Linked DNA regions of Homo sapiens: region 1 is linked to region 2. Evidence: chromatin loops called from intact Hi-C (ENCODE). Cell type or tissue: OCI-LY7. All regions are shown on one strand. Each heading gives the region's core, and the rest is flanking DNA. Links, peaks and the distances in the headings are about the cores only. Region 1 has its middle 470 kb from the start of ERCC4. Region 2 overlaps SHISA9 (shisa family member 9).

Region 1 (15,719 bases), core at 3,612-11,611, 270 kb after region 2:
CCTCTGCTGTGAACTCCCCCACTGAATTCTGGGGGCCCAGAGCATTTCTCAAGTCATTATTGATATCAGCTTTTTTCCCCCAGATGATCCTTGACTCATGGGGAAAGGGATCCAAGGTCCTATCAGTGAGGACAGCAAAAATAATCAAAGGCTTGACAATTCCAAGTGGTGGATCTAAGAGAAGGCAAGTCTAAGTTCCTAGCACTTTTTTTTTCTTTTTTTTTTTTTTTTTTGAGACAGAGTTTCACTGTTTTTGCCCAGGCTGGAGTGCAGTGACGTGATCTCAGCTCACTGCCACCTCTGCTTCCTGGGTTAAAGCCATTTTCCCGTCTCAGCCTCCCAAGTAGCTGGGATTACAGGCATCCGCCACCAGGCCCAGCTAATTTTTGTATTTTTAGTAGAGATGAGGTTTCACCATGCTGGCCAGGCTGGTCTCGAACTCCTGACCTCAGGTAATCCACCCACCTCGGCCTCCCAAAGTGCTGGGATTACAGATGTGAGCCACCGCACCCGGCCTCAGCACTTTTTATACCATTTCAATAACTGTGAGAATATCTGCAAGGCATTCACCTTGTGTGACCCTTAGTTTGCTCATCTGGAAAGTGGCAATGAAATCATTTTCTTAAGATTCTGGGAGGTTTAGACGAGGTTAAGTATGCATTGGGCACATAGGAGGTGCTCAAACAGTATCAGTTCCCCAATACCCATCATTGTGGCGTTTGTATCACAGAGACCTAACAGCATCTACCTATTTTCTATCTCTAACAGTAGCTAGCACACTCTTACATATCTAGTAGTGCTTTGATAGCTATTTGAACAAATCTTAAATAATCATTTTATTTTGTACATAAGACATTAAGCTACAAAAATAAAGAAAAGGAGAGAGCATAGCTGACACTTTGGAGAGAAAATGTCCTTACAGAAATGTAACTGAAAAATTAGACATATCATTGTTATTCGGTATTTCTCAAAAATGTATGGGAGTTTGCTGTTGCAAATAGGGGGAAAATAATCATTTCATTATGACTACTGAAAAGTTTTGGCAAACTGTGAAGACTATGTAACCGCTGGAGAAGAACCAGAAGTAAGCAGTGAAAATTCATTAAAAGGTCAGAAAATAAAAGGCCTATGTGAAAAGGTTAAAAATAATTGGGATTAGTTAGCCCAGAAAGGAAAAGACTAAACGGCAACTTAATTACTGTCTTTATTCCTTTGCAAAATGAGGTCCGCTCCATCCCAGCTGTCTCTGATAATGAGAAAACTAGAAAAAGTGACCCTAAAAGAAAGCAAGGGAAACGTAGGTCATTCTTGGGACATTTTACGGGAGAGAGCAAACATTTAAAATCCCGCCATTTGTGAAAATATGGATGCCCCTAGAGGACATCATGCTAAGTGAAATCAACCAGACACAGGAAGACAAATAGTGCATGAGCTCACTTACAACTTAAAAAAAGTCTTAAAAAAGTCAAACTCATAGAAGCAGAGAGCTCACATAAGAGCAAGAGATGGACCCTATGTCTCCTCTTTTCCCCTAGACTGATATCAAAACAGTGAGTAGTTTCCAGGGGCCAGGGGGAGAAGGACGTGGGGAGATGTTGATCAAAGGGAACAAACTTTCAATTTTAAGATGATTATGTTCCCAGTCTCTAAGGTACAGCATGGTGGCTCTGTTGTATACTTAAAATTTGCTGGAAGAGTAGATCTTAAGTATTCTCACCAAACACACACACACACACATAACTATGGAATGAGATGGATGTGTTAATTAACTTGATTGTGGTAATCATTTCACAACATATACATGTATCAAATTGTTGGTTATTTACCTTAAATATATACAATTTTTGTTTGTCTATTGTACCCTAATACATCTGGAAGGAGGGAAGAGGTTACCTGAAGTGATTCTAGAATTGGATATTCAGGAAAGCCTGTCTTTCAGATGTAATGGCTTGGAAGGGGGACCTAGGGGTTGGTGGAAGAAACCAAAAATGGCACAAAAAAATGGCAGAAACTGAAGGCAGGAGACATGGCTTCTGGTGACCCTTCAAGTTCTCAAATCTTTAATACCTTGAATGTGAGCCTTGGCCTCCCCCTCATTAAATGTCTCCGCTGCTGCCAGCGTGTGAAAACCAATTACAAGGGCCTTCGTGAGAAATGAGGACTTGGTTCTGCCACAGAGCCATAGAGGGAAATAAAAGGTCAGCTCTCAAAAGCCCAGCTGGGAGTCAACTCTGCTTCTTCTGACCTCCAAACTTTCCATTAGAAGGGCAGTGATCTCAGCGATTTACCAGCATGGGCAGCTGGGCCTGTGATTAGATAAAATGCTGTTAAGGAACTGAGTTAATACTCAGGCAGCCGCGCCTCAAGAGGACGTGCGTTCTGGGAGGGTCAAAGCCTTCCTATACTCGTTGGTAAGTTTATCTCCTTAATGGAGGAGGGGAGGTCTGGTAAATTATCAGTCTTACTATCACGCAGTCAAATGCCCCCACAGAATCCATGAATTTGAAGGTGGTTTCTTAATGGTATGTGGGTGGGGGTGGAAGGTTCATTCTGAATACTTGGGGGCTCCCTTTCCTCAGAAGGAAGCCTCTCCCATTTGTATACCCTCTAATTCCCAGTCTTCATCCATGGAACTCTAATCCCGTTAATGCCTTCTGTTTCTGCAATAGAGCCTCATCTGCTTTTCTCTTTGGCTTTAGGGAAGAGTTGTCAGTCATTTGATTCCATCTATTTGGTTTGCTGCTGTGTTGGGAATCAGGGATAGAGTTTAAGCTCGTTTATTGAAGGGGGAGAAGGAAAGAGAAAGCACCTTGCCATTGACTGGCTTTAAAACAGAGCAGAGACATCCAGATTTCAAAATGTCAAGACTGACGCCCCCTTTGCATGTCTCCTAGTTATTCTGTTAACAGAGTCTCTTCTGCTCTGAGCTTCTTTTCTAAATGTCTTTTCTATTAGCCTAAAACCTGTGTGTGCTTTGATTAAAAAAGGGACATTGGTGGCCGGGTGCGGCGGCTCACGACTATAATCCCAGCACTTTGGGAGGCCGAGGCGGGCGGATCACGAGGAAATCGAGACCATCCTGCCCAACATGGTGAAATCCCTTCTCTGCTAAAAATATAAAAATTAGCCAGGCGTGGTGGCGCGTGCCTGTAGTCCCAGCTACTCAGGAGGCTGAGGCAGGAGAGTCGTTTGAACCCGGGAGGCAGAGATTGCAGTGAGCTGAGATCGTGCCACTGCACTCCAGCCTGGTGACAGAGCAAGACTCTGGGAAAAAAAAAAGAAAAAAAAAAAGTCATTGATATATTCCAGATCCCGGGAGGGATAATCTGGGAGTCGAGAAAATTAATCCAACTCACATGGCAATAATGAGAGCAAGAGGTGGGGTCTGGGAAGGGAGTGGAGAGGACAGAGATAGCAGAGAAGAAATATATTTGATTTCACAGGGACCTGAGGAAAAATAAAAGCAGAAGATAAAAGCAGTTGAAGAAAAATACACGCAAACTGTGCTTAGAACTCCATTTCTGTCTGTTGGGAAAGAGGAAGCTGAATTGTAGAGAAGGAAACGTAAACAACAATATGGCATCCTTCTAAAATGAAAATGCTTAAACCTGCCAGGCTCAGAGGGACACAAAACTTTCCTCACTGTCAGGAGGTTCCTGGAGTCACCAAATCCCAAGAATGGAAATTTGTGCACCTACTTGGCAGACACACCTGAGAGCAAGAGTTTAACTTAAGCATACCTGAGAATGACCCTATCATCTAAGAATCTGTGTTTGGAGTTCTAAGTGAAGGAATCCAAGAGTGGCCAACCTAGAGATCCATTCCCTATCTATGAGGAACATCTAAATCCCCCAGCCTATCCCATGGAACACAGGCCATGCATGGAGATCAATGCCCTTTGTTTTGGGTTAAATGATGGTTGCTAGGTGTAGGTTGCTAAGGGGAGGGTGCTAAGTGAAAATGCTCTATAGACTGCATGTTTTCTATAAGTGATTGTGATTCCCCTGTCCAGTCTGCCCCCACTGGACTGCCCTGTATGTAAGTCTTCAATGAACCCTATGTCTCATTCACTGGCTCTGGGTCTCGTTAGCCTGTCAAACCTGGTGCCGTCCCTATTGAAGTCACCCCAGCTTAAAACTGGGATGACTTAAGCATGACAGCACCCCAGCCTCAGAGCTCTGGTTTCAGATGTGTTTTGACCTGAAACTATGTGTGGGGCCGTAGCCATATAATTCCCAACCCAAAGGGATGTGCTGAAAAGGTAACCCAAGATGACTCAAAACTTTCCCTTCCAAAAAATGCAGTTACCTCTACTCTGTATTTGCAAATGCAAACTCAGCTGCCTCCAGGGCCTGACAGATAATGAAAGTGATGGAGCTTCTTAGATCTGAAGAGTGCTTGCCTGTTGGCAAGAAGCAGCCAGTAGTTAGCCTCAATAGCTTCCAAGTGGGAGCACATTGCCAGATCTTCCAAGTCTCCAAGAAAGGGCAGAAATATAACTCTTCTGTTAGACCTCCTAGTTTTGTTGTTGATGTTTCTTTGCTTGTTTTGGTTTGGTAAAAGGATGAGAAACAAAATAAATCTTTTTCCAGCTGTAGAAATCTTTCTGGAAGAGACACAGAGACACCTGAATCTTGATGTGTCTGCAAATGTTAACAAGGAAACAATTTTTTTTTTGATATGGAGTCTCACTCTGTTGCCCAGGCTAGAGTGCAGTGGCGCGATCTTGTCTCACTGCAACCTCCACCTCCCAGGTACAGTGATTCTCCTGCCTCAGCCTCCCAAGTAGCTGGGATTACAGGTATGCACCACCACACTTGGCTAATTTTTGTATTATTATTAGAGACAGGGTTTCACCTTGTTGGCCAGGCTGGTCTCGAACTGACTTCAGGTGATCCGCCCACCTTGGCCTCCCAAAGTGCTGGGATTACAGACATGAGCCATCTCACCCAGCAAACAAATTCATTTAAAAAAATCCTGCAATAATATTGTACTTCAGATTTTCAAGATGTTACTGTTGGGGACTAGGTAAGGTGACTTATGCCTATAATCTCAGCATTTCAAGAGGCTGAGGCAGGAGGATCACTTGAGCCCCAGAGTCTGAGACCAACCTGGCCAACATAGTGAGACTTGGTCTCAACAAAAAAATAAAAATTTAAAAAAGGATGTTACTGTTGGATGGCTGGTGGAAGGGTGCATGGGAGTGTATACTAAGTTTGCAACTTCCAGTGAGTCCATACCTATTTCAACATTAATAGTTAAAAGAAAACAAGCTGCTCAAAACAAAATACTTTGCACACCAAATAAAAATAGGTTGGCAGCTGACTGTTTCCTACTCTCCTTTAGTTTGAGAGACTTCTTTCCTTCATCAGAGCCATAACTCACTGAGGGGCAAAAGCAGACCAGACTCACAAGACGGCCCATAAAAGGACTTTCCATTACACTTCTTTTATTTTGAGACAACATACTGTTTTTTCTGGGAAAGTTCACTGGACAAAAGTGGAAAACAATGTTTCAGGAATCCAACTGTACCAAATATAATGAACATCATCTGTGTTGAAGAGATTTTATTGAGGTTGATGGTTCAATGTGACTTGGGACCAGGGAAATGAAGAAATTCTAACTAATCTTCGGAGAACTTTTTCTAGGAGAGGAGGTTTGGGAGAGGATGTCATATAGACCAAATGAATTCATTTTAGAGTCAGTGCATCTGAGTTTGAATTCCAATTTGGCTTCTTACTGAAAGACTTTGGGAAATACTTGTCCATTTTATTATCTGTTATCTATAAAATGGGGATGGTACAATTTCCACTTCCCAGAGCTGAGATAAGATCTTAGGAAGTAATGCACCGTGCAAGCCCTGATAATCTTTAAAGTAGCAATCCAACATAAATGACAGTGATTGTTTTCGTTACTACGTGCTGGGACATACCCCTCTGATCAATTTTATGTCCTTGTAATCAATTCTGCATGTTCCCAAGCCCCTATGTTTTTATTTAGTTTATAGGGGCTCATTTTAAACAAGAAAATAAAACTTTCATTTATTGCCTTGTTCTGCGACTTCTATGACACACCTGGGAAAGATTAACATTAACAAAATGGCACGCATCATAAACCATCCACTAATCTAATGCCCCTTTATTATTCTTCTTAGGCCTCTCTTTATTCTTTTTTCTCCCCCTTGACATTATTTTCTGTCTCTTATGGGATCATCTGGACATCAATCTTGTTTAAACACAGTTTCCTTCTTGTACAAAGTAGAAGTCCAGCCTAGAAGTCCAGTAACTTACTTCCAAAGTACTTCTTGGCCTGGCAAGGCAATAATTGTCATGGAATAGCCATCTCCCAGGATCTGTGTTTTACAAAACCATCTTAGAAGGAAGCTCCTCACCCCTCCCCTTCACCAAGACTGGTTTGTTTCCTTTTCATTGCTGTTAAATATTAGAAAATATGGCTCACGCCTGTCATCCAAGCACTTTGGGAGGCCAAGGCTGGAGGATCTCTTGAGCCCAAGAGTTCAAGACCAGCCTGGGCAATATAGACAGACCCTGTCTTTACAAAAAATATGAAAATTAGCCAGGCGAGGTGGCACGCACCTATAGTCCCAGCTACTCAGGATGCTGAGGTGGGAGGATTGCTTGAGCCCAGAGGGTGGAAGTTGCAGTGAGCTGAGATCACACCACTGAACTCCAGTCTCAGTGACAGAGCAAGACTCTGTGAAAAGAAAGAGAGAAGAAGGAAAGAAGGAAGGAAGGGAGGGAGGGAGGGAGGAAGGAAGGAAGGAAGGAAGGGAGGAAACAAGGAAGGAAGGAAGGAAGGAAAGAAGGGAGGAAGGGGAAAGTCTTGCAGGTCTTTTGGAAATATTTTCATTTTTCCAGCACGTTCTATTGTCTGTGTCCTTTATGTTCTCCAACTTTATCTACTAGTCTTGATTGTCTCTCACTATGTGTGAGCAACACCAAACTGTTTGTAGAGAGCTGCTCAGAAGGTTGTGGGTCCTCATCTCTACACCTTTGCAACAGCTGCACCAGTGTTCTCCACCTGGTTAACCCTTGTGCATTCTTCAAGATTCAGTGCCACCATGTCTCCTCCAGAAAGACTCCCAGATCTGGAAAAAGATTTCTCTTTCTTCCCTCCCTCTTCCCTCCCTCTTCCCTCCATCTTCCCTTCCCTTCCCTTCCCTCCTCTTTTCTGCTCTTGCTCTGTCACCCAGGCTGGAGTGCAGTGGTGCAACCTCAGCTCACTGCAACCTCTGCCCCCCTGGGCTCAAGTGATTCTTGTGTCTCAGCCTCCCAGAGAGCTGGGACCATGGGCACACACCACCATGCCTAGCTATATATATATATATATATATATATATATATATATATATATATATATGTTGTATTTTTGATGGAGACAGGGGTCTTGTCTTGTTGCCCAGGCTGGTCTCGAACTCCTGAGCTCAAGCAGTCCACCCACCTCGGCCTCCCAAAGTGCTAGGATTACAGGTGTGAGCCACTGCACTCAGCCTGGAAAAGATTTCTTTTTCATCCTTTTGCATTTTAATTCTTGTTATGTGCTTGTCTCCCTCCTATTTATAAGTTTGTCAAGGCACCCACAGAGTCTTGTGGATCCTTCTTTGCATCTCCAGCACCTAACACAATCTCAGCACAAAGGAGGTTCTCAAGAGATGTTTGCTGAAAAACAGTTAAATTTGAATGAATTTAGATGTTAAGCTTTGTGGAGATAAAGGTTGTGTCCTTTTCTGTTCATTACTGAAGCCCAATTCCTATAATAGTCTTTGGAACCTAGTGGTCAATAAATATTTGCAGAAAGAACGAAGGAAGACACAAAGGAATGAGCATATATTGGCTTAAATATTAGTGATAGTGAAAAGAGGCTGTTATTCTTAGAGGTGAATTTGAAATTATTTTGTTCACTACCCTTTCCTTTGAAATGTTTGGTCTTAATTCATAGCGCTATGAGATTATTAGGTAAATTTGAAATTATTTTGTTCACTACCATTTCCTTTGATTGAAACTTTTGGTTTTAATTCACAGTGCTATGAGATTAATCTAGGGACAATATACTGAAGCAGTAGGTTAAACTCATGGGTTCTACTTGAAGCCAGACGACCTAGACTCAAATCCTGACTTTACCACTTACCAGTTATGTGACTTTGGGAGGTTGCTAAACCTCTCTGAGCCTCTGTTTTCTTACCTTTAAAATGGGGGCTAATAACATTACCTCCAAGACTAGTAAGAAGTTTTGCCCTCATTTGAGAGTCAAAGAGGCATTTAGAATATTGCCTAGTACTTTTTTTTTTCTTTGAGACAGAGTCTCACTCTGTTGCTAGGCCTGAGTACAGTGCTGCGATCTCAGCTCACCGCAGCCTCCGACTCCCTGGTTCAAGTGATTCTCCTGCCTCAGCCTCCCAAGTAGCTGGGACTACAGGTGCCCGCCACCATGCCCAGTTAGTTTTTTTGTGTGTTTTTAGTAGAGACGGAGTTTCCCCATGCTGGCCAGGATGGTCTCGGTCTCCTGACCTCGTGATCTGCCAGCCTCAGCCTCCCAAAGTGCTGGGATTACAGGTGTGAGCCACCGTGCCTGGCCGTGCCTAGCACATTTTAAGAGCTCATTGTATTATTATTATTTATATTAACTAGGAGCAGGTTTACTGTAACATTCAATATAATGAAAAACATTTACTGAGTCCCTAATATGCATTTGACACTGGGCTATGTCCTAGGGAGGCAAAGATGTTGGAACTAAAAATTCTTGCCCACAAGTCACTTGTAGTCTATAAGATAAAAAATTGAATTTGGTATTATGAGTTCAGTGAGGCCAATAAAGCAGGGTCAGCAGAGGGGGAAGTGAATTGCTTTCAATTGCTGCAGTGAGACCAATAAGATGTCTTAGAGAATGAGATTTTGAGCTGGGGGTTAGAAGGATTAATAGGAGTTAAGCAAGAGAGCATATGTATGGCAAGGCAACTTGTTGAGACTGTGTGTGTATGTGTGTGTGTGTTTCTGGTTGTGGGAGAATCAGAAAGGATAAGATCCATGCTGGGCGCGGTGGCTTACTCCTATAATCTCAGCACTTTGGGAGGCCGAGGCGGGTGGATCACTTGAGACCAGGAGTTTGAGACCAGCCTGGCCAACATGATGAAACCCTGTCTCTACTAAAATATACAAAAAAATTAGCCAGGCACGCTGACACATGCCTGTAGTCCCAGCTGCTTGGGAGGCTGAGGAACGAGAATCGCTTGAACCTGGGAGGTGAAGGTTGTGGTGAACCGAGATCTTGCCACTGCACTCCAGCCTGAGTAACAGAGCGAAACTCCATCTCAAAAAAGAAAAAAAAAAAAGTGAAAGGGACAGGGTAAAACTATGTGTGGGGCTGTAAAAAAAAAAAGAGAGAGAGAGAAAGAAAGAATAAAATCCATCTGTATTTTGTTTTCTATATTTTCTCTCCACCCCTGCTTAAAGATGGCATCTTGGCACATGTGAGCCTTTGGCTTGAGAATGTTCACCCAGAAGCTGAAGACACCACCCTGTCCCTTTCACATTTTCATTCTGAAAAATCCATTAAAGAGATTTTCTGAATTGTGTCAGGGAGCTGTTTTGAGTCCCAGTAGTCAGAAGCTGCAGGAACAACAGGGGGGTTCCTAAGTCTAGAAAGTGGTGGTTTGGGGTTCCCTATGGATTGCGGATTTGCGTTCTACACATTCATAGTGTTCCAAGGAGGTGGCAGGAACTCTGAGAGCAATAACTGATAGGTGGAAAGGCTGGTCACATGTTGGCCCATCTCTGGCTGCACAGTGTGGCTGAAAGGTGGAGCAGCTTACCCAGCAATGCGGGGCAGACAGGGACAGACAGAGCACCTGCTAGACCCACTACAGATGCTGCACATGTGGGCAGATCCAAGCTACCAGGAGTGTCCAGCACCCAGGCATTTGCCTTTTTAGTCTCAGTCTAATCTCCATGGAAGTTGGAATCATTTTCTTTGGGAGATAGACATGCATTATAATCAGCAAATCATGGAATAAACACAGAGGAACCAAGAATGGCCAGGCTAATGAGACTCGGAGACCATCAACTCGCCAGCTGCATACTGCATACACACAAAAAACTCTTTTTTTTCTATCCCACATGTTGAAAGATCGTCACAGAAATGTGATTACTGTAGTGGGTAAACATCACAGCACCTAATAAGGTCTTCTGAAAAAAATGCATTTGCAACAAAAATTATTGCATGCCCTTCATTTGAACGCATGATGGACTTGAGAAAAGACATACAAAAGTCATTAGGTGAGGGTGACGATCATGTGCTCCAAAGTCACTTAGAGAGAAACCTGAAAAGGAAAACCATTTCAACAAACACAGGCCCAGGGTGTCTATCGTTAGTCACAGAAGCATTACTTCCAGGGTGGGTTTAGAAATCACCTGTCCACATGAACCTCTTGCTGCCAGACACATACACCATCGGACTTACTGCTTTGAGCCTTTTGAAAGTCTGCCAGAGGTGAGTTTTCCCACTCATTTGGAGAAAAATTTTCATTGGAGTGCTTTCCCTGGAAGTAGGTTTGGAGGTGTCCTATAGAGAGCATGCACATGTACCCTGGTCTTTTATTCCAGTGCAAAAGGCCAGATTTCCTGGTGATGGGAGGGTAATTTTAAATAGTGGAACACGCCTTCAAAGGCCATTATCGAGTCTGACCTAAGCACTAGGTTGGCCCTGATCATTATGCCTCTTAGCTGTGCCCTACGCTATAATAATCCATTCTCATGCTGCCCCAATCATCACAAAGACACCCTCTCAAGCTGCACAAGTCACAGACTGGGTCTGTCAACTTCTTCCTGATGCCCAGAATGAGATAAGAGGTGAACGGACCGTACTCTTCTGCAGACAGTTATATAACAGGAAGCCATCTGTGGCCCTGCCCCAAGGCAGAGCCTACATGTTCCTGATATGTCCTCCCTACTCATTTCTCATTGATGGCTCCAGATGTTGAACTATAGTGATTTCTGAGGTCGCCTATTCAGAATATCCAAACATTACAGAATATCACAGGAAAATAAGCCAGTATTATTCTTCAGAGTGAATACCAAACAGAACGTTTAGTTCAAGAGCTTTTCTAAACTTTCCTGGATAGTCTCAAATGTCAAATAAAAATTAGCACTCAATGCCAGTAAGTGTGTGGCTCCGTGGGTGCCCTTTGTGTATCCAGGTGATAAGAGTGTAAATCTATATATTTTGGAAAGCTGTTTGGCAATGGGTTTCAAGCATTTGAAGAATATGTAATTTTTTAGCCCAGTACTGTCACCCGTATTCTATTAAAATGGTCTGAAATTCAGACAGAGCTTTATGAAAAAGGTGGTCATTACTGTGAAACCTTGGAAACAAACTAAAATAGCCAACATTTAGGGAACCAGTAAGTCCTTTTAGCTGAATTCCTCAATGAAATATTTCAAGCCATGTGAAATGAAGTTTACAAAGAATTTGTCCTGGGAAAAATGCTAATGTCCTAATGATTCCCTTAAAAAATAGAGTATAAAATTAAATATACAATATAGTCTCAAGTTAAAATTTTAAAATGTACAACAAAGACAGCAAGAAATAGACCAAAATGTTCAAGGAATAGACCAAAATGTTCAGGCCATAAGATTATGAGTGATTTAACTTATTCTCTTCTATCTTTTTGTCATTGTCTAAATTTTCTATGACACTCACTTATTCTTTCTATACATTAGAAAAGTGTTACTTTAAAAATCTAATATTTGGGGATAAAAGTCAGAAGAGTAACTTCCTGGGGGTAAGGGGAAGCTATTGATTGGAAAGGAGCATGAGGGAACTTCCTGGAGTGATGGGAATACTCTATATCTTGATTTGAGTGGTGGCTAGATGGTTGTATACAGAGAGAATCCACTGGATTGTACCATCAATGTGTGTGTACTGCATTGTAGGTAAATTTTTCTTCAATTTTTAAAATACAGCATATTTGCCCTTCCATTCCTTTCATTATGTAAAGCCCCCACTTGCCTTTCTTCCATGATATTCACGGCAAACCCCATTTCCATATGGCTCCCATCACTCCTTTTAAAAGTTGCTTCTACCCATATGTCCCACCTTCACCATTATATTGTAGACATCTTCTGGGGAGAACCTCATTGTCTCTTTTCTACAAAGCTCTCCAAAGACAGGTCTGGGCGCTGTGGCTCATGCCTGTAATCCCAGCACTTTGTGAGGCTGAGGTGGGTGGATCACAAGGTCAGGAGATTGAGACCATCCTGGCTAACATGGTGAAACCCTGTCTCTACTAAAAATACAAAAAAAATAGCAGTGTGTGGTGGCACACACCTGTAGTCCCAGCTACTCGGGAGGCTGAGGCAGAAGAATCGCTTGAACCTGGGAGGTGGAGGTTGCAGTGAGCCAAGATCGCACCCCTGCACTCCAACCTGAGTGATAGAGGGAGACTCTGTGTAAAAAAAAATACACACAAAGCTCGCCAAAGGCAATTCCTACTTTTAGTCCATGTTCTACTACTTACTTGCTGAATGACCTCAGGTAATTAACTTTTCCTTTAGTTTTTTGCATCTTAAAACTTGAGGGTAGGGTTAAGAACACCTACCTCGTAGGGTTATATTGTGAAGATTGGGAATTACATATATAAAGTACTTCCCAACAAGGTCTAAGGCATGGTGAGCATCTGATAAGTCGAAGTGAATATTACTCTTAGCCAAACTGGTCTCCCATCTCCCACTGATCTATGCTAATCCCACTAATTCTTCAAAGCATAAGTAACTCCTCTAGAAGCCATTCATGGCCACTTCAACTTTCATGGGTCTCCTCATTTTTGTAGCCTAATTTAGCCCTTCATCACCCACTGCTGTGTAGAACTTGCTGCTATTTCATGGCAAATAAAAATGATATTTATTGATCACCTGCTATATGCAGACACAATTATAAACGATACACACTGTCTCCAACCATTTTACAACAGTCCTATGAAGTGGAATTATTATCTCCAATTTTACAAGACAGAAAACTGCAGACTCAGAGAAGGTCATGGAATTTGTCTAAGGTCACACAGCTGAATTTGAAGCCAGCTCTGTCTGAGCTCAAAATCTGTGTTGTTGTTTTGTTGTTGTTGTTGTTGTTGTTGTTTTCTTCTTTAACATGTGCTAGCGATCTGCCCTATTAGGCTTGAAAATTTCTTGAGGATCCGATATGGCGGCAGGAGGCATAGGAATCATGCATTCATTCATTTAACAAATACCCACGGAGAACTGTGACCGATGCTATCAGTGTCCCCTCTTTTTCCTCTTAGATCTTGGTACACATAACCCAGCTCCCAGTGGTATCATCCACAACTGTTCACCTAAAGACTTTCTCCGGCCACCAGAGCCTGCTCTGCCCCTGGACATGCCAGAGTGAACGTGATGGAGAATGCCTGCTTCCCGGGAACAGCCCTCAGTGATGGATGGGAATTTGTGTATAGCTGCCCCAGCCCTATCACTTCTCAGTGGTGGTACGTCTGAGGTGCGTGTTCCATGCTGGCTCTTGGAGTTCCCCGGGAGGATTATTCTCCAGCTGCCCCGTGGTAACTCACTGGATAACACACCCTTTATGGTCTGCCTTTCCTCACTGTCCTGCCTTCACCTCCCAAATCAACCACTTGCACTTGAATCCCTGACTCAGCGTCTGCTTTGGGAAGAAACCAAGCACAGATAAGCACACACATCTATCAGGTACCTATCTATGCAACCTGCTCCCTATTGGGAGAGACTAAGTCATAAATAAGCCAACAGCAAATAAAGACAATTATAGATCCTCAAATTCACCAGGAAAGATCCAAGATGCTGTGATAGAGAATAAGGTGGAGGGATTACTTTTAGATATAATGGGCAGACCTGGTGATCATGAAAAGTGGCCTTCAAACTGAAGATCGGAGGACCTGAAGAGCAAGGAGCCAACCACATAAAGGGCAAGAGAGAGAGAATTCTAGCAAGAGGAATCATGGAGGACAAAGATCCCCTAGTTGGGAAAATGCTTTGCACATTTATGCTCTCAAAGGAGGACAGCATAATGATAACAGAGTAACTGAGGAATGTAGAGACATAGGCATGTGACAGATCCTTGAGGACTGTGGACATGTCAAGAAGTTTGGAATCCTGGCAAGTCGCCGATGTGATTTAAAGGAGGTCTTTGCCCTGTGCATAACTTTGAGCCATGCATGGAAGTTACTGCTTTCATTCTTCTCAGGGCTTCGGATTCAAATTCATTCACCTGGCTTCAAGGAGAAGGGGAAGGGAGAAGGGGTACAGAGAGACTGCTTTTGCAAAGAAGTATGTCAGGAGATGCTGAAGGGACCCTTTGTTTCATCAAGTTAGTTTTCCCTTTGATTCCCCAATACCTCTAATTCTGCATGTCACCAGGAAATAGGTGTGCTGCAGCTCGGTGACAGCCTTCTCCAGTGTCTATGGCAACCTGGGGCTGGGGCCATTTTTCCTTCAATGAATGGGCTGGCTTCCCGAAGACAAGTAAAGCCCAATTGTTATTCTCAACTGTTACAGAGGGAGGGTGCACAGGGGTAATAAAGAAACAACTGAATACTGCTAATGATATTGCATAAAATAACATGAATTAAGTAAATCATTTCTCTCCAGCTTAATTATAGATGCTTCAGGGTGAAAATGCAAGAAAGAGCCTCAAACTGAGGCTTTGCTTCTTATTCCAGCCATTATTTCCAGTGTTCTTTTTTTGTTGCCACGGTCCATATACCTTATTGTCTGACAACTCTGAAAAGAGCTGGCTTCCAGGTTTGTGAATTACAACCACTTGGCTGTGTTCCTGAGAGAAACAACAGAGCTAAACAAAGGTGGGTAGGTGGAAGATGGAGCATTATTTGACAACAAAAGTCTCCCAACTTACAGATCGGATGGGTGTTAGTCTCTGCATCCTCTTCCTACTACTTTGGGCAAGGGTTATCTTTCCAAAGAAAAGCTGATCACATCATTCAATAGCATAATAATCTTCAGTGGCTTCTGGTAGACTGCAAGATAAAAACCTAAGCTATTTGGCTCAACCTCTTCAACCTCAGCTCTCATGTTGCCTCTTTGTACTTACTCCACTGAGCTATTACTAGGTCTTCCAATACACCAAGCTGTCTGGGGCCTCTGATCTTCTGCTTGAGCTGGTTTGCCCTCTTCCCTCTTAAAGAATATACTCTCATCTTCTAAAGGTTGGCTCAAGAATCCCTCACATTGTATAGCTTTTCTTTTCTTTTCTTTTTAAGACAGAGTCTCACTCTGTCACCCAGGCTGGAGTGCAGTGGCGCAATCTCAGCTCACTGCAACCTCCACCTCCTTGTTTCAAGCGATTCTCCTACCTCAGCCTCCCGAGTAGCTGGAACAATACGCACGTGCCACCATACCTGGCTAATTTTTGTATTTTGTATGTTTGTCAGGCTGGTCTCGAACTCCTGACCTTGTGATCTGCCTGCCTCAGCCTCCCAAAGTGCTGGGATTACAGGTGTGAGCCACCGCGCCCAGCCTTGTATAGCTTTTCTAGCATCCCCAGGGAAAACCGTTTGTTTTTGCCCTTGCAATATGGGGATATGTGTCCCAGGCTCCTTATTGCAAACTTTGGGATCGAGATACATTGATTGCATTCATGACCCCAATTAATGGCCTACCTTTATCCACACCTTTTGCCTGTAATTCTGTAACTCCCTG
Region 2 (15,719 bases), core at 4,582-12,581:
AGGTGGTTCTTCTTAGTCCTAATTCTTAAGCTAAATGTGTTATTTATAATGCTTTCTAAGTCAAAGAGAGAAAAAAATAATGAATGAAAGAAGGAAAGACAAGGAATTCTAAGTTAGTCTTTATCCTTCTCTTGTTCTGAAAGCCAGTGATTTTAAAGAACTTGGACAAAAACTGAGTGACCTTGGACAAGTCACTTAGCTTACCTGAGTCTCAGTTTCTTTGTCCGTGAAAGGATGCTAATAATGCTAAGCATTTAGGTTTACACTAAAAAAGAAATGAGAAAATGTATTTGAAAATACCTACCTAGAATAGGCCCAGGTTGGGGGACAAGATGAGACCCCAATGAGTCTCAAATGTCTTTTAAAAAAGAGTCTTCATTTGACCTTTGAAAAGTTATTTAACATCTCTAAGCCAACTTTATTCTACTTCCCAAAGTTGTCTTGGCTCTTACAGATCTTTTTAATTTCCATATGAATTTTAAAATTAGATGATCATTTCTACAAAAAAGTGTGCTTGAATTTTTACTGCGATTGCATTGAGTTTAATAAATCTGCTGTTATTTTTATCTCTGTTTCCACTGTATATAATGTGTCCTTTTTTCTCTGATTGTTTTTATTATTTTCTTGTTGGTTTTCAGCAATTTAATTAAGATTAATTTGGGAAAGAAATGATAGCTTAAAATACTGAATATTTAAAACCATGAACATGACATATTTCTACATTTATTTAGGTCTTTTAAAATTTCTCTCAGTAAAGTTTTTATAGTTTTTATTGTACAGGCCTTGCACATCTTTTGTGAGATTTATCCTTAAATATTTAATATTTTTGTTGCTATTGTAAATGGTATTTTGTTAAATTTCAATAGTCCATTACTATGTTATGCAAATACAACGGAGTTTGGTATGTTAACCTTGTGTCTTGCAACCTTGCTAAAATCACTTATTAGTTGTAATAGTTTTTTTTTAGATTCCAAAGAATTTTCAACAGAGATGATCTCATCTGCAAATAAACACAGTATTAATTTTCCTTTTCCAATATGGACTCTGATTCTTTTCTTTTTCTTGCTGTATTGTACTGGATAGAACCTCTAGTAAAATGTTGAATATAAATGGCAAAAGCAGATGTTCATTCTTGCTTTTTTCTTGACTTTGGGGGATACGTGTTGGATCTCCCACTATTAAGTATGGTGTTATCTATAATATTTTTCATAGATGTCCGTTATCAGTTTGAAGAATTTCTCCTCTATTCCTAGTTTGCTGAAAGTTTTTTTATTGGTGATACACATTGCATTTTATCACATGATTTTTATGCATCTATTGAAATGATCTTATGGCTGTTCTTGTTTAGACTGTTAATATTATGAATTACATGGATTGAAATTCAAGTGGTAAACCAACCTTGGATTAATTAGATTATCACCACTTAGTCATGGTGTGTTATTTTTATATATTGCTAAATTTAGTTTGCTATAATTTACTGAGAAATTTTTAACCTATGTTTTTGATGGACATTGGTCTGTAGTTTTCTTTTCCTTGTAATGTTTTTCTTTGTATCAGGGTAATGCTGGCTTTATGGAATGAGTTGCAAAATATTCCATCCTCATCAATGTTTTGGAAAAGGTTTTGTAAAATTAATATTATTTCTTCCTTAAATGTTTTTAGACTAGAAGCTGAGGTCATTCCTTTGAGATTTCCTAATGTGAGCATTTATGCTATAAATTAGCCTCTAGGTATTGCTATAACTGCATCTCACACATTTCGATATGTTACATTTTTCATTCTATTCAGTTCAAAATACATTTTTATTTCCCTCTTAATTTTTTAATTTTATTCATAGGTTATTTAGAAGTGAATTTTGACCACCAAATATTTGGGCATTTTCTGTTATTGGTTTCTAATTTAATTCCACAAGATTTCACAATAGAGTTTGGATGACATGAACCTTTTTAAAATGATTGAGATTTTATTCTATGGCTTACAATATGGTTCATCTGTGGATTTTTCTAGGTTGTATTATTTCTGATAAGAAATCTGCTACTATTCTCATCTCTGTTTCCTCTGTATATAATGCATCCTTTTTGCCTTTGATTGCTTTTATGATTTCTGGTTGGTTTTCAGCAATTTAGTTAAGGTATGCCTTGGTATAGTTTTCTCCATGTTTCTTGTGCTTGTGGTTTGTTAGCCTTCTTGGCTTTGTATTTGTAGAGTTTTCATAATATTTTGAGAATTTGTGGCCATTAATTGTTCCAATTTTTTTTATGCCTCCTCCTTTCTTCTCTCCCCTAGGAACACTGATTCTATGTATATTAAATCACGTGATGCATTCCACAGTTCAGTCATGCTCTTTTCATATTTTGCTGTCTGTTTTAATCTAAGTGTTTAATTTTAATTGATTTGTCATTGTGTTTTCCAGTTTACTAACATTTTCTCCTCCACTGTGTCATCTGCTTTTAATCCAATCCAGTATATTTCTTTTATCTTATATATAGTAGTTGCTATCATTAGAAGTTTGAATTTGCTTCAAATGAAGTAAAGGTAGTGATCTTAGACCTGGATTTATTTTAAGAAGAGTTATTTAATAAATAGTAGTATAGGTAGTGTTTGAATTTGGCAACAGCCATGGAAGTGACTGAGACTTAGGAAACTTCCTGTTACCTGTTCTCTGATACGTGGAGAAACTGAGGCTGAGATGGATGCAGATTCCTCAGACCATGAGCAAAGGTACTTTGTAATGTCTTTCCTCTCTGTCTTCAGTCAGCTCACAGTTCCACACACTCCAGCCTTTCCCACAACAGTCAGCAGGTTAGACACAGTATCACGTGCTGATCAGTGAGTAAAGTCCTTTCTGCTGTGTATTTATTAAGATTAATTTACTAGGGTGGTTGGGGGTTTATCGAGCACTTAAAAATGTTAATGGACACTGTTCCCAATAAATCATGTCAACAGATCTCTATAAAAACAGTGGGAAGCTTTTAAATTGAGCCTAAGAAGCAGTATTGACTTCACATGGTGGGCTCAGTATAACCTTTAAGAAAATGACAGGTATTATCAGCCCGAGTCTGGAGCCTGTAATTCGCCAGCTACTGAATTCTCCATGGGAAGCCATCCTCATAGTAATAGTTATTATTTGTTAATGCCTGCTGTTTGCAGGAGATTAGTCTTGGCATTTGATAGATGGTCTCTTTGATCTCATCAATGTCTGTTTTATTAACTTCCATTTCATGGATGAGATAATCAAGGTCCTGATAAATGAAGCCCAAGATTGTGGCTTTTCTCCAAGTACCTCTCTCTCAACTCTAGCAACGTCAGACTTCTAAGAGTTTCTACAATGATATGTTATCCTTTTCTGTTTCTGGGCTTTGGCTTCCATCGTTCCTTCTACCTGGAACATCCTTTCTCTTGCTTTTTTGCCTGCCTTTGCATCCCAGCCCTCTTGATAAAGCAGATCAGTTCATGTTACTCACCACTTAACTGTCTTAGAACATCCTCTTTGCTTTAGGATGAAGCGTGTGCTTCTTAGCATGGCCAAAAAGGCAAGATTGGAGAGACTTTTCCTAGCCACTTCTTCTAATAAAACCCATCTCTCTATTCCCTCTGCACCCTCTCTCCCTTTTCCTGCTTTACTTTTCTCCATAGCCTCAGTCTTACCTGACACTATACATTTATCTACTGTGTTATCATTCTCCCCCGCTTGAATGTCACCACCATGAGGGCAGGCATTCTTGTCTGTTTTGTCTACGGTGTGCCCCTAATGCCTCCCCCAAATGCTGCAGAGAAGCTGTCAAAAGTGAAGGCAAAGGAAGAATCATGGGATGCGATAGTGGGAAGGTACTGGTGATCTTCACAAGGTGGTTGTGGGCAAAGAAGCCAGACCATGGTGGCAGAAGCAGGGAAGAAGAGGAGGCAGTAGGCAGAACACTCTATCAAGATGCTTTTTTCCTTAGCTAATGCATGCTGTGCTTAATACCTACGTGATGGGTCGATAGGTGCAGCAAACCACCATAACACACATTTACCTATGTCACAAACCTGCACATCCTGCACATGTACCCTGGAACTTCAAATTAAAAAAAAATTTTTTAAGATTTTTTTTCCTTTAGGAGAATTTTTTTTATTCTTACTTTACTCTACTTCTTCTCTCTCTCTCTCTTTTTTCTTTTTTTTTTTTTTTTTGAGACAGAGTTTCGCTCTTGTTGCCCAGGCTGGAGTGCAATGGGGCGATCTCAGCTCACTGCAACCTCCGCCTCCTGGGTTCAAGTGATTTTCCTGCTTCAGCCTCCTGAGTAGCTGGGATTACAGGCATGCACCGCCACACCTGGCTAATTTTGTATTTTTAGTAGAGATAGGGTTTCTCCATGTTGATCAGGTTGGTATTGAACTCCCGACCTCAGGTGATCCACCCACCTTGGCCTCCAAAAGTGCTGGGATCACAGGCGTGAGCCAGTGCACCCGGCCACTTTACTCCTCTTCTCAGCCACATTTGGCACAGTTCCCTGCTCCTTTCTTCTCCTTAGAACACTCGCCTCCCTTGACTTGTGCCTCTTACGTTTCTGGTAACTCCTTGACGTGGTCTGGATGTGTGTCCCCACCCAAATCTCATGTTCCATTATAATCCCCAGTATTGGAGGTGGGGCCTGGTGAGAGGTGATTGGATGATGGGGGCCATGCCTAATGATTTAGCACCACCTCTCCAAGTGCTGTTCTCCTGATAGTGTTCTCATGAGATCTGGTTGTTTAAAAGCATGTAGCACCTTCCCCCCTTCTCTCTCTTCCTCCTGCTCTGGCCAGGTAAAACATGCCTGCTTTCCCTTCGCCTTCCGCCATGATTGTTATTTTCCCGAGGCCTCCCCAGCCATTCTTCCTGTACAGCCTGTGGAACTGTGAACCAATAAAACCTCTTTTCTTTATAAATCACCCAGTCTCAGGTATTTCTTTATAGCAGAACTTAGTGTGAGAACAGCCTAATACAGTCCTTCTGTCTTAATTCTTGGATTTCCTGTGTTGTTCTATGTGTTTCAAGCAGGTCTTATTACTCTTTCCATGGCTGATAGTTTCTCATTATTCAGGTCTCAGCTCACCTGTCTGTAACAACCACATTTTCCAGCTTCTGTGCTTGATGCTTTGATGTCTTGGCACCTTGCTGACCCTGGAGGGACTGCTCCTCTCAGGATTAGCCAGTTCCTGGAGATAGTAAAGGACTTAACTTCAAGCGTGACTGTCTTATGCAAACTAACCAATCCAAAGCCCACACCCCCAACCACCTCCGTTATGGGCTGACTCAGGGTTGATTACCCATCTGTCCTAATCACCCCAGGGCCAGTGATTAAGATTTAGCTCAGTTAGACAAGACCAGGCTATGTAGCAGCGATGAATAAACCTGTAAGTCCAGTAGCTTAATTCCTTAAAACATTCTTACCTACACAAACTCTGCCACACATGGGCAGCCATCTCCATCTCATAGCAATGCCATCCAAACCTATGGCCTCCAACATTACCATATCAGTCACCTGGAAGCGGCTTACATCATTTCTACCCTTACTCCATTGGCCAACATATAATCACATGGTCCATGTCTACCAGCAAGGGAAGCTGGGAAATGTAGTCTTCTTAGGTGCCCCAGCTGTAGCAAACTGCAAAGCCTTGTCTCTCTACTACACCATGAAAGGGAGAAGGGAGCCTGTTCAGGAGGTTGTGAACTACTGCCTAGAGAAAGCTGGCCAGAAAGCAGTGAGAGCTTAGGAGCAGCTAGCGAGCTGGGATTTGCTCTGGATCTCATCAGCACCTAGTTTCTCGTATTCTGCATTCTCTAGCAGGCTAGGAGCCCAGGATGTGGACAGTGACATCGGAAGTGCATTATTCACGTTCCACTTGCACCATCTGCCAACTGTGTGGCCTTGGCCAAGTCACTTCACCTGTCTCAGCTCTTATTTGTTTACCTCTAAGAGTAGGCATCAATACCTGCCTCACAGAGCCGACATGAGAACTGGAGACAGATGACGCATGCATCGTGCCTGGCAGGAACACTTTGCTCAGTGAGTGATTGTCACCATGATCATTGTTTTTATCATCTTGATAATTATAGTGGAACCTATTGAGGCATGGACCTTAGCAAAGTGGGAGCAGCTTTTGCTTTTGGATTTCCAACTCTCTGTATACAATGACCCCTACGGAAGACCTCACACCTGTTTCAGAGAAGAGAATAATACCCGCCCCTGGGTTTGGCCATTTCCTTTGTCTTACAGTTGTCATGGGATCTTCACCCCTCCCAGCTCCATTGGAAGGTCAGTTGCAGTGCAGCCCTTTTCCGGGGTAATAAGTTTTTAATGTAGACGCAATTAGTGAATAAGCAGTTGATTAGTTCATTACGAAAATAGTGAAAACAACACCATTTGCGGTGGCAGAAGCTTCAGGAAGACAGATGCGTTCCCTTTTCATGTTATTGGCTGGGTCAGAATGCCAGGAAAGTTAACATATTTTACCATAATATTAAGCCCTTTTAACACTGAAAGGCCATTATGTTAGGAAAAAATCCCCCTCTGGGGTATTAATTAGAGAGATAGAGCTTTAAAAAAATCATAATCCCATTAAATTCCTCTCTTATAGCCATTTTCATAAAGAATCCTTAATGTGAATTGTGGATGAAAAACCACAACTCTGGCTAAAGAATTTATGAAAAACACTAGGCAGCTGATGTATCATTTTTAAGAGGAGGAAAACAAAACATTTTATCAGTTTCCTGGCTTTGGATTTCTTAAACAATTATGAACAGCCTAGACCAGAAGTCAGAGAGCAATGCCGTCTTTGTAGTATAGTCTTTAGCCTTCCCGAAAGCTAATGATGACATATGATTGCTATGGGTGGAAATGTATGCTCTGTGTCCCAGCTTCGGATCACTCTCTTCTCTTGGGGCTTTCCTGGGTTGCACTGGGTTTCTGGCTGGCATGGCAGTCTGGTTATGAATCCTTACATGCGTATTTAAAATAGGTATTTAAAATACATGTTCAGGCCGGGTGCGGTGGCTCATCCCTATAATCCCAGCACTTTGGGAGGCCGAGGCAAGTGGATCACCTGAGGTCAGGAGTTTGAGACCAGCATGGCCAACATGGCGAAACTCTTTCTCTACTAAAAATATAAAAATTAGCCAAGCGTGTTGGTGTATGCCTGTAATCCCAGCTATTCAAGAGGCTGAGGCAGGAGAATCGCTTGAACCTGGGAGGTGGAGGTTGCAGTGAGCTGAGATCGTGCCATTGCACTCCAGCCTGGGCAACAGAGTGAGACTCCATCTCAAAAAAAAAAAAAAAAAAGAAAAGAAAAGTAAAATATATGTTCATTTGTTCATTTATTTGTCCCTATGATAAGTATCTACTGAGCCACTCTGCATGCCATATGCTGTGTGAGTGCCTGAGATACAATGGTGAATGGAGTAGACAAGATCCCTGAACTCAGGGGCTTTGTGTTAGTCAATTTTGTGTTGCTATAAAGCAATACCCAAGACTGGGTAATTTATAAAGAGAATTGATTTGTGATGACAACACATGGATGCGTGGCAGGGAACAACACACACTGGGGCCTGCCAGGGGTGGTGTGGAGAGCATCAGGAAGAATAGCTAATGGACACTGGGCTTAATACCTAGGTGATGGTTGGTCTGTGCAGCAAAGTACCATGGCACACGTTTACCTATGTAACTAACCTGCACATCCTGCACATGTACCCCTGAATTTCAAATAAAAGTTTGTTTGTTTGTTTGTTTGTTTTTTGAGATGGAGTCTTGCTCTATTGCCCAGGCTGGAGTGCAATGGTGCCATCTCGGCTCACTGCAACCTCCACCTCCTGAGTTCAAGCCATTTTCCTGCCTCAGCCTCCTGAGTAGCTGGGATTACAGATGTGTGCCACCACGCCCAGCTAGTTTTTGTATTTTTAGTACAGATGGGGTTTCACCATGTTGGGCAGGCTGGTCTCCAACTCCTGACCTCAGGTCATCCACCCGCCTTGGCCTCCCAAAGTGCTGGGATTACAGGCGTCAACCACCGCGCTGGGCCTAAAATAAAAGTTGAAGGAAAAAATAAAAAAAGAAAAAGAAAAGAGATTTATTTGATTCACCCTTCTGCAGGCTGTACAAGAAGCATGGTGCTGGCATCTGCTTCTGGTGAGGGCCTCAGGAAGTTTCCAATCACGGCCAAAATTGAAGGGGAAGCAGGCGTGTCACATGGCAAGAGAGCCAACAAGAGAGAGACAGCAAAGATCCCAGACTCTTTTTAACAACCAGATCTCTTGTGAACTCATTAAGGTGGTGGAGAGGGTACCAAGCCATTCATGAGGGATCCACCCCCATGACCCAAACACCTCCCACCAGGCCCCACCCCCAACACTGGGGATCACATTTCAACATGAGATTTGGGGCAGGGGAGAAAACATCCAAACCATATCAGGCTTCTAGTTCATGGAAAGCTACACATTAATCAACAAATCACAGAGACTGGCGTGAAGTTGCAAATGGGGTAGATGTCATGGAGGAGGGACTTGTGCAGTGCTGGGAGAGTGAATGACAGGCCATTGATACAGCAGGGGGCGGGGGTGGGGGCGGGAGTCAAGGAAGCCCTTTCTTGAAGCTGACATGAAGGAAGGCAGGGGTGTGCTGATGAATGGGGGTGCTTCCAGCAGAGGAAATAGTACTTGCCAGGGTTCTGCCCTGGGAGAGAAAGAACAAAGAGCATTTGGGGAAATGAAAGGAGACCAGGTGGCTAAAAGTTTAGCAAAGAGCAAAAAAGTGGGGAGTGACATGGCACGAGGCTGGAGGGGTGGATGGGGGCTGTGTGGGCCGGGTAAGGACTGTCATCTTTATCCTGAGAGAATGGTAACCACTGGAGCAACGTAGGTGACATGATCATGTTTGCATATATGTGTTGACATTCGTATGCATATGATAAAATTGCAACATTGTGTGATGCTGAGTGAATAGCTTTCTCTCTCGGATTCTCTCCTCATTTGTTAAATGATACTAATAACAGGACTTACTTCTAGTTTTACAGTAGCTATTATATGAAATAACCCAAATGAAAATGCTTATCCCTAGTGTTTGGTATGCTGGATGTATACAAGGCAATTTTCTTCCTTCCTTCCCACTTTCTCTCCTTCCCTTCCTTTCCCCCCTTTCCCTCCTTCCCTCCTCTCTTCTGCCTTTATAAAATGAGCTAACTGAATATATCTTGCTTCTTTTAACTTTAGGACTCAGGGCTGTTTTCTTTTTCAATAGGTACTCTTCTTTGTTTATTGCTTTTATTAAATCAGTTGGTTATCAAATCAGTCAATCAGTGAGTATTAAATGGGCACTAACTTTATGCTTGGTTTTGCAGAGACACTTAAGATGCCTAGGGGATTGGAAGGCTTCCTAGTTATAACACCTGCACATCTTTGTAGTCCAAAGTGCACAAGAAGTCCTTAATTAAACAGGTGGCTTTAGGAATAGATACTAAATAAAGCCAGGTAACTGGCTGGTTGTTCATCCTCAAGGGAATTAGTAACTGAGTCATTAGTCGTAGCATATAATCAACGTGTGCATGAAGCCTCTTTAAATATGTGCAACCATCTTGACTTTGGTCTTGACTATTTCCTCTCTGTGTCACCATCTAGGGCTCCTCAGTTTCTTTTTTGTGTGTGTGAAATAACAATGAAAACACCATTTCACCATCACCTTCGTGCTGGCAAGAAGAGCCGTCGTTGAGTCTTCCAGCAACAATGTCAGCCTGGTTTCGCGTCTGTTTAGGCCCATGAGAGAGTACCAAGAACAATCATATGACTTAATTACAATTCACTTATCTTGATGATTTTTTTTTTTTTTTTTTTGGTAAATAATCTTGATGTAAATTCCTAGTGGGCCACGAGAGAGGAGGCGGGATTGTAATGAACTGGTGATGAAGTGGAAATATTTTGAAACGCCGAATAATGTATTTTGCTTGTCACCTAATTACTTTTCTTCTGCCTAATAGCACATTTCATAATATCTTACTTCCCGATCTGTTCAACTGGCAATAAAAATTCTTTTTTGTGATTGCCGTGTGCTCCCAAGTAAAGACCAGTGCATTAGGAGCTCAACATATAATGATGCTTTAATGACCCCGATAATGTCCCTTTTATCAAATGGAAAAAGGAGTTTGTTTCATTGAAAATACATTTTCTTCTCTGTATGAATATTATTTGAAAAGGAATTGTTTATCAGTCAGAAGAGATGCACGTGCGCACACACACACACACACACACACACATTCATTCTCACTCATTTACCAATCCAGAAACAAAGAGTTTTTAGGTTTTGATTAACACCTTAGCGTTAACAATGCAATATAAACACACAGAAATGCTGAAGGTATCCCAGAAGAACAAAACTCTTATATGCTTTGATATATATATATCCTATATATTTCAGACACTACAATGTGGAAATGGCATGTATGTGTGCATGTACACACACACACACACACACACACACACACACATTTTCCTAATTGTAGATTAGATTGGTTGCATGTTTACCATGTTCCAGGACCTGTGCTGATAATAGGAGTGTAAAGAACAAGAGGACACTGTTTCTGCCCGCGTGGACCTAACAATCTAGATCAGCAGTTCTTAACTGGGGGCAATTTTGCTCCCCACCCCTATTTGGGGATATTTAACAATGCCTAGAGACATTTTTGGTTGTCACAACTTGCAGGAGGCAGTGGGCAGGGATGTGCTAAGCTCCTGAAATGCACAGGACAGTCCCTTATCACCCACCCAAGCCAAGAGTGAGTTTTCCCAAGATGTCAATTGTGCCGAGATTTGGAAACCGAGGTCTAATGGAGAAGACAAATGAAAAACCCGGCAATTACAACAGAGTCAGGTCAATGTATTCTAAGCCAGAGGAAGTTCACAGGGCTGTTAGAGGAGAGTGGTTGAGCATCTCACCCAGCTTGGAGGTTCAGGGAGGGCTTCCTGGAGGAGATGATGGCTGATTGGAGTGACAAACTAGAAGAAGAAATGGGGAAAAGGTGTTCTGGGAAACTTAATGCTGACTGAGGAGTCGGAGTCCTGGCAGATTCCACAGTCTGGGACGTGCTGGGGCCTTAAAAAGTCATATCACCTCTCTAGGCCTCAGTTTCCCATCCCCACCCTTCATTCTCAATAAAATGAGCGGCTGGACTGGTTGATCTCCAAGGTCTTTACTAACTTGATATTTATTATCCTACACCTCTGGCTTGTATAAACTTGTAAAATATAGCATTTGTTTTTTGTTGTTTTGGTTTGTTTTCTGGGTTTTAATTTTCATTATGGGGCCTTCTCATGCAACCATTTCCAGCCTCCTGTTTGTTTACCCAACAAAAACATGACTCTCCTCTGGTCCTGCCTTATGCTGGGCTCTGGGAACCCAGATATTCCTCCTCCTCATGTACCTTGCAGTCTGGCCCCAGATCAGTTCACAGAAGCTCCCTTTCATCACTGTCAGAGTCCTTGACTGTCTCTTGGGAGTTAAGGAGCTGTAAGCCCATTGGTGCCTATACCTCTTCCTTAAGACCATGTTGGTCCTCAGAGAGATAGCGATGGCCTGAATTAAGGCAGGCAAACTGGAGACAGAACTGGGGGCAGGGATGAAGGCTAAGAAATTTGAGAAATATTTATGAGAAAGAATCTCCAGGACTGGACCCCTTACTGGGGATGGAGGGATGAGGTGATGGAGAAGCCCAGGAGGGGTTTGGACTTGAGAGGGTGAGTAGCAATGCCCTCCTCTCACATGGGGTGAGGTGCAGAGGGAAGACGCTGGTTTTGTAGGAAGATGAAATGATCTCTCTCTTGCTTCCTGGTAAGGGGACCAGGGAGGCCTGTGGGAGTGTGAGAGGTCCAAAGGAGCCAAGCTGATTCCTTTATAATCTCTGGATCCAAGGCAGCTCTGAGATAGAAAAAGAAAGACTCCTTATGTGGGGAAAGGGTCCCTTATATTCCAGGTACTTCCTGAGCTTCCATAAAAGACTTAGGCAAAGATATGAGAGAAATTTATGACTGGGTCCTCGTCCTCAGCACAGGACACAAAAAGAGGCTTGCATTTAGCATGAAATAATCTCAGCTTCAGTCCCAGAGCTGCCTATCGGATGCTAGCTCTTGGCTTCACTTTCCGTCTTTTAAAAAAGGTCTGGGATGGACGTGGTAGCTGGCTCATGCCTGTAGTCTCAGCACTTTGGAAGACCAAGGCAGGAGGATTGCTTGAGCCCAGGAATTAGAGACCAGCTTGGGAAACACAGTGAGACCCCGTCTCTCCAAAAAAAAAAGAAAGAAAAAAAAAGAAAAGAAAAAATTAGCTGGGCATGGTGGCACATGCCTGTGGTCCCAGCTACTCTGGAGGCTGAGGTGGGAGGATCGCTCAAGTCCAGGAGTTCGAGGCTGCAGTGAGCCATGGGCAACAGAATGAGACTCCCTCTCCAAAATAAATACATACAAATAAAATAAAACAAAAATAAAAAGATTTGATTTTTTCCCTATGTTCCAGAGATGCTATAAGGAGTAAATGAGAGAATGGATGACAAAAGTTATTTGCAGGCTGGGAAGTTGTGTGATTTGAGTGAGACACGCCCAGGTGAGGGTTCTGAGATGGGTACAGATTCAGTCTCGTGCCCACAGCTGGCCAGGAAGAAGGTGAAGGTTACTGTGACTTGTAAGAGAGGCAGGGCTGATTGAAAGTTATTTTTCAACTGGTCTTAAAGGAACTTGGAATATTAGCTCCAGTATTTCTCTGCATGGGCACGGTGAGCACATTGGGTGGGATGAATCCCTGTGGGACACCACACATTGCAGGACATTTTAGCAAACCTGGTGCCCAATGCTAGTAGCCTCCCCTGCATCACTTTGATAATAAAATATGCCCCCCCACACTTTCACGTGCTTCCAAGGGTGGGTGGGGGCTTTCCTTAGAACGTCACATGTGAGGAGACCAAGCAAGAGAGAGAAACTAGTTAGGTACAAATCCAGAGGGCTATTGAGTTGGCAGAACTGAGATTTGAACCGAGGTATGTTCTCACTCTCCCTCTGTCTCTTGCCAAATCAAATCTCTAAAGTTACATTTAAATGTAACTTTAAGTAGGCATAGCATTTTTTTCCTACTAAAGTTACATTTAAATGTAACTTTAAATATCTTTTTTATAACTTAGCTTAATTTCCGTGTTTTTTTAATAAAAACCTGCCTAATGTTAAAAACCTCTATTAGTTGATTACAATTTCTTTACTCAGTTTATTCTACCTTTATCCTTGTCCCTAAGACTGTATCTAGATTTGGAGGGGGCTTATATAGCCAGGCATATTTTGGGGGGTCTAGGTATGGCCTTTGATCATTATGTGCCTACAGTCAGTTCTGCTAACCAGTTTGGTTTTTGACTGACACGAGTCATCTGTCCTGGACACCTGCAGAGGTGCCCATTTTAATCTCTTTGGTCTCTGATCACACAGGTCACACCACGCCTACTTCTCTACCTCCTCGTCCTGACCCCAAAGTCTTTCCAGGTCTCACAGTCCACTCTCTTTAGAACCTGGATCTTAACCAATGCCTGATGCCACCACTCTTGTGTTTGATGGTTTTATGCCCTTCAGGGCCAAGTGCCACTCACAGACACTGGGAAGTCCAGCCCAAAACAGCCAGACAGACCCAGGAACACGGACCCACAGTGGGAGTTCTGAATTCAGCCCAAGGCTTGGCCCCCTCCTGCTTACATAACTAGTGATGCCCATTCCATCTCTGAGCTGGCTTTTTGACTCACCACTGTTTTTTTTTTCCCCAAGAAGTAAAATGTAATTAATTGCAGGCTTATTGTTATATTATAACCTCACATGGGGGAGTGGGTGGTAGGGTGGGCCGAAGCTCAAGACAGATAATGGCCTTGTAGATCTGCAACCCTCAGATCACCCACACCTCTTCTCCCCTCTCTGTTCTTAATCTAATGTTGAGACAATAATGAAGCCATGATGCTGAGTCGCTGTTATTCATCTGAGTGGTTACTCGGAGGCTGGGGAGGACACATGACTCCAATTACAGACTGTCTCCCAGCTTTTGATCTTTGAGGGCTCAGAGCTGGGGATCCTCTGAATTTGCTGGCTGGGGAAAGCCTGATTCTCTCTGCATTTCATTTTCTCAGCTCAGCCCACCATCAGGAAAGATCTGTGATCCAAGGTGAAACTCTCAGAAGTGGTGGGGAATTTGAGGGTTATGAAAATCTGCACTTTGTTTGCACCAGGGACAGTGTACAGAACCCCCTCTCAGAGAACATATTAGCAGCTCACTTAATTGCTCTCTGATCTTTTTCCTCTCCTAGAGCCCAGATTCTTCATACCTTCTGGACCAGAAACAAAACCTAGCTCAGCAAATGCTCATCCATAGCAATACGAAGTTTGGAAGCTCAAAATCTTAGAATGGCTCTTTTGAGGTCTGATCCTGTTGTGCAGACTCCCCACAGAGACTATGGCTGCCCTGTGGCCATCTGCTCAATAACAAAGTATTGCCACTGTATACAAAAATGGGTGGGGGAAAAAAACATTCAGTTCTTCATAATATCCCACCTCATGTGAATTAGGCAAGACTAGTGCTCAATACTTCTACTTTTATTTTATTTTTTTTAAAAAGCGCAATTGAAAGCATATATCTACTCATACGATTTTCCCTAACTGATACCTGTCTTGCTTACTAGATTACTGGCTCCTGGAGGCAAGAACTAGGTTCACGGTGTTTTTGTTTGTTTGTTTGTTTGTTTGTTTTGTTGAGACAGAGTCTTACTCTGTCGCCCAGGCTAGAGTGCAATGGCGCAGTCTAGGCTCACTGCAACCTCTGCCTCCTGTGTTCAAGCGATTCTCCTGCCTCAGCCTCCCGAGTAGCTGACACTACAGGCAATCGCCACCATACCTGGCTAATTTTTGTATTTTTAGTACAGAAGGGGTTTCACCATGTTGTCCAGGCTGATCTGAAACCCCTGACCTCGTGATCCACCTGCCTTGGCCTCCCAAAGTGCTGGGATTACAAGCATGAGTCACTGCGCCCGGCCAGGTTCATGTTTTGTAACTGAGGTTGTTCCAGTCCCTGGAATGATGCTTTGCACATAGAGATATTTCAAAAATATTATTGAGTGAACAAATGAACGAGTGAATAATCACATCGATTTTGAGGTTCTTTAAAGAAGAGAAGGTGCTTGAACTTGAAGAACACTTGTGGGCACAGACAAAGGAGCTAGGGTATTTTATTCTTCTCAAGTTGCTCAGAGCATTCTCCTCCATCCATGGATCAGCTACAAGGATGGGTCAGGTGCACGTGTGGAGAGAGAAGTAATCTAGAATTCTAGAGAGTTGGCTTTCATCTTGACATATTTGTAGGGTGACCATGAGTAAGCCCATCCCTCTCTCTGGGTTTTTTTTTTTTTTCTTTTCATCTGTTAAATTTTTAATGGGACTGAAAGAGTCTTCAAGGTTCCCAGTTCTACTATCTCCTGACGATGCTTCTGCCTCCCATCTTGGGCCCCACGTTTTACAAGTTGCTTCTTCCAATCACTCTCCAAGCTCCCGACACAGCAGATGGAGCTGGTGCCCGCCCACGACTGACAGATGAGCCTCATTTACAGCCCTCAACATTTAACCATTTGGCTATTTGGCAGAGTCATCTAGCTCCGAGATGCTGGGAGAGTCCTCCCCGTCCCCAGCAACACAGACAACTTCCCAC

What was found. Peaks named below come from ENCODE experiments on the same cell type or tissue, not always from the same donor. Only the 100,000 strongest peaks of a DNase experiment are listed, where the experiment ranks them.
Region 1: it touches region 2 in a loop (2.4-fold over the local background); 2 of 110 quality-filtered maps call a loop at or near these places.

Annotation. Positions count from the first base shown.
Region 1 is chr16:13,437,650-13,453,368 of GRCh38, forward strand. It overlaps a transcript of SHISA9 not described here. Among named protein-coding and RNA genes, the nearest start is that of ERCC4, 470 kb to the right of the region's middle. RefSeq lists a silencer at 4,252-4,301 and an enhancer at 14,980-15,719. In OCI-LY7, for the core only: no CTCF peak of the experiment used is centred there; no DNase peak of the experiment used is centred there.
Region 2 is chr16:13,162,917-13,178,635 of GRCh38, forward strand. All of the region lies in intron 2 of SHISA9 (shisa family member 9), which reads left to right. Among named protein-coding and RNA genes, the nearest start is that of SHISA9, 270 kb to the left of the region's middle. RefSeq lists an enhancer at 5,028-5,577. In OCI-LY7, for the core only: no CTCF peak of the experiment used is centred there; DNase peaks (open chromatin) are centred at 5,565 and 8,675.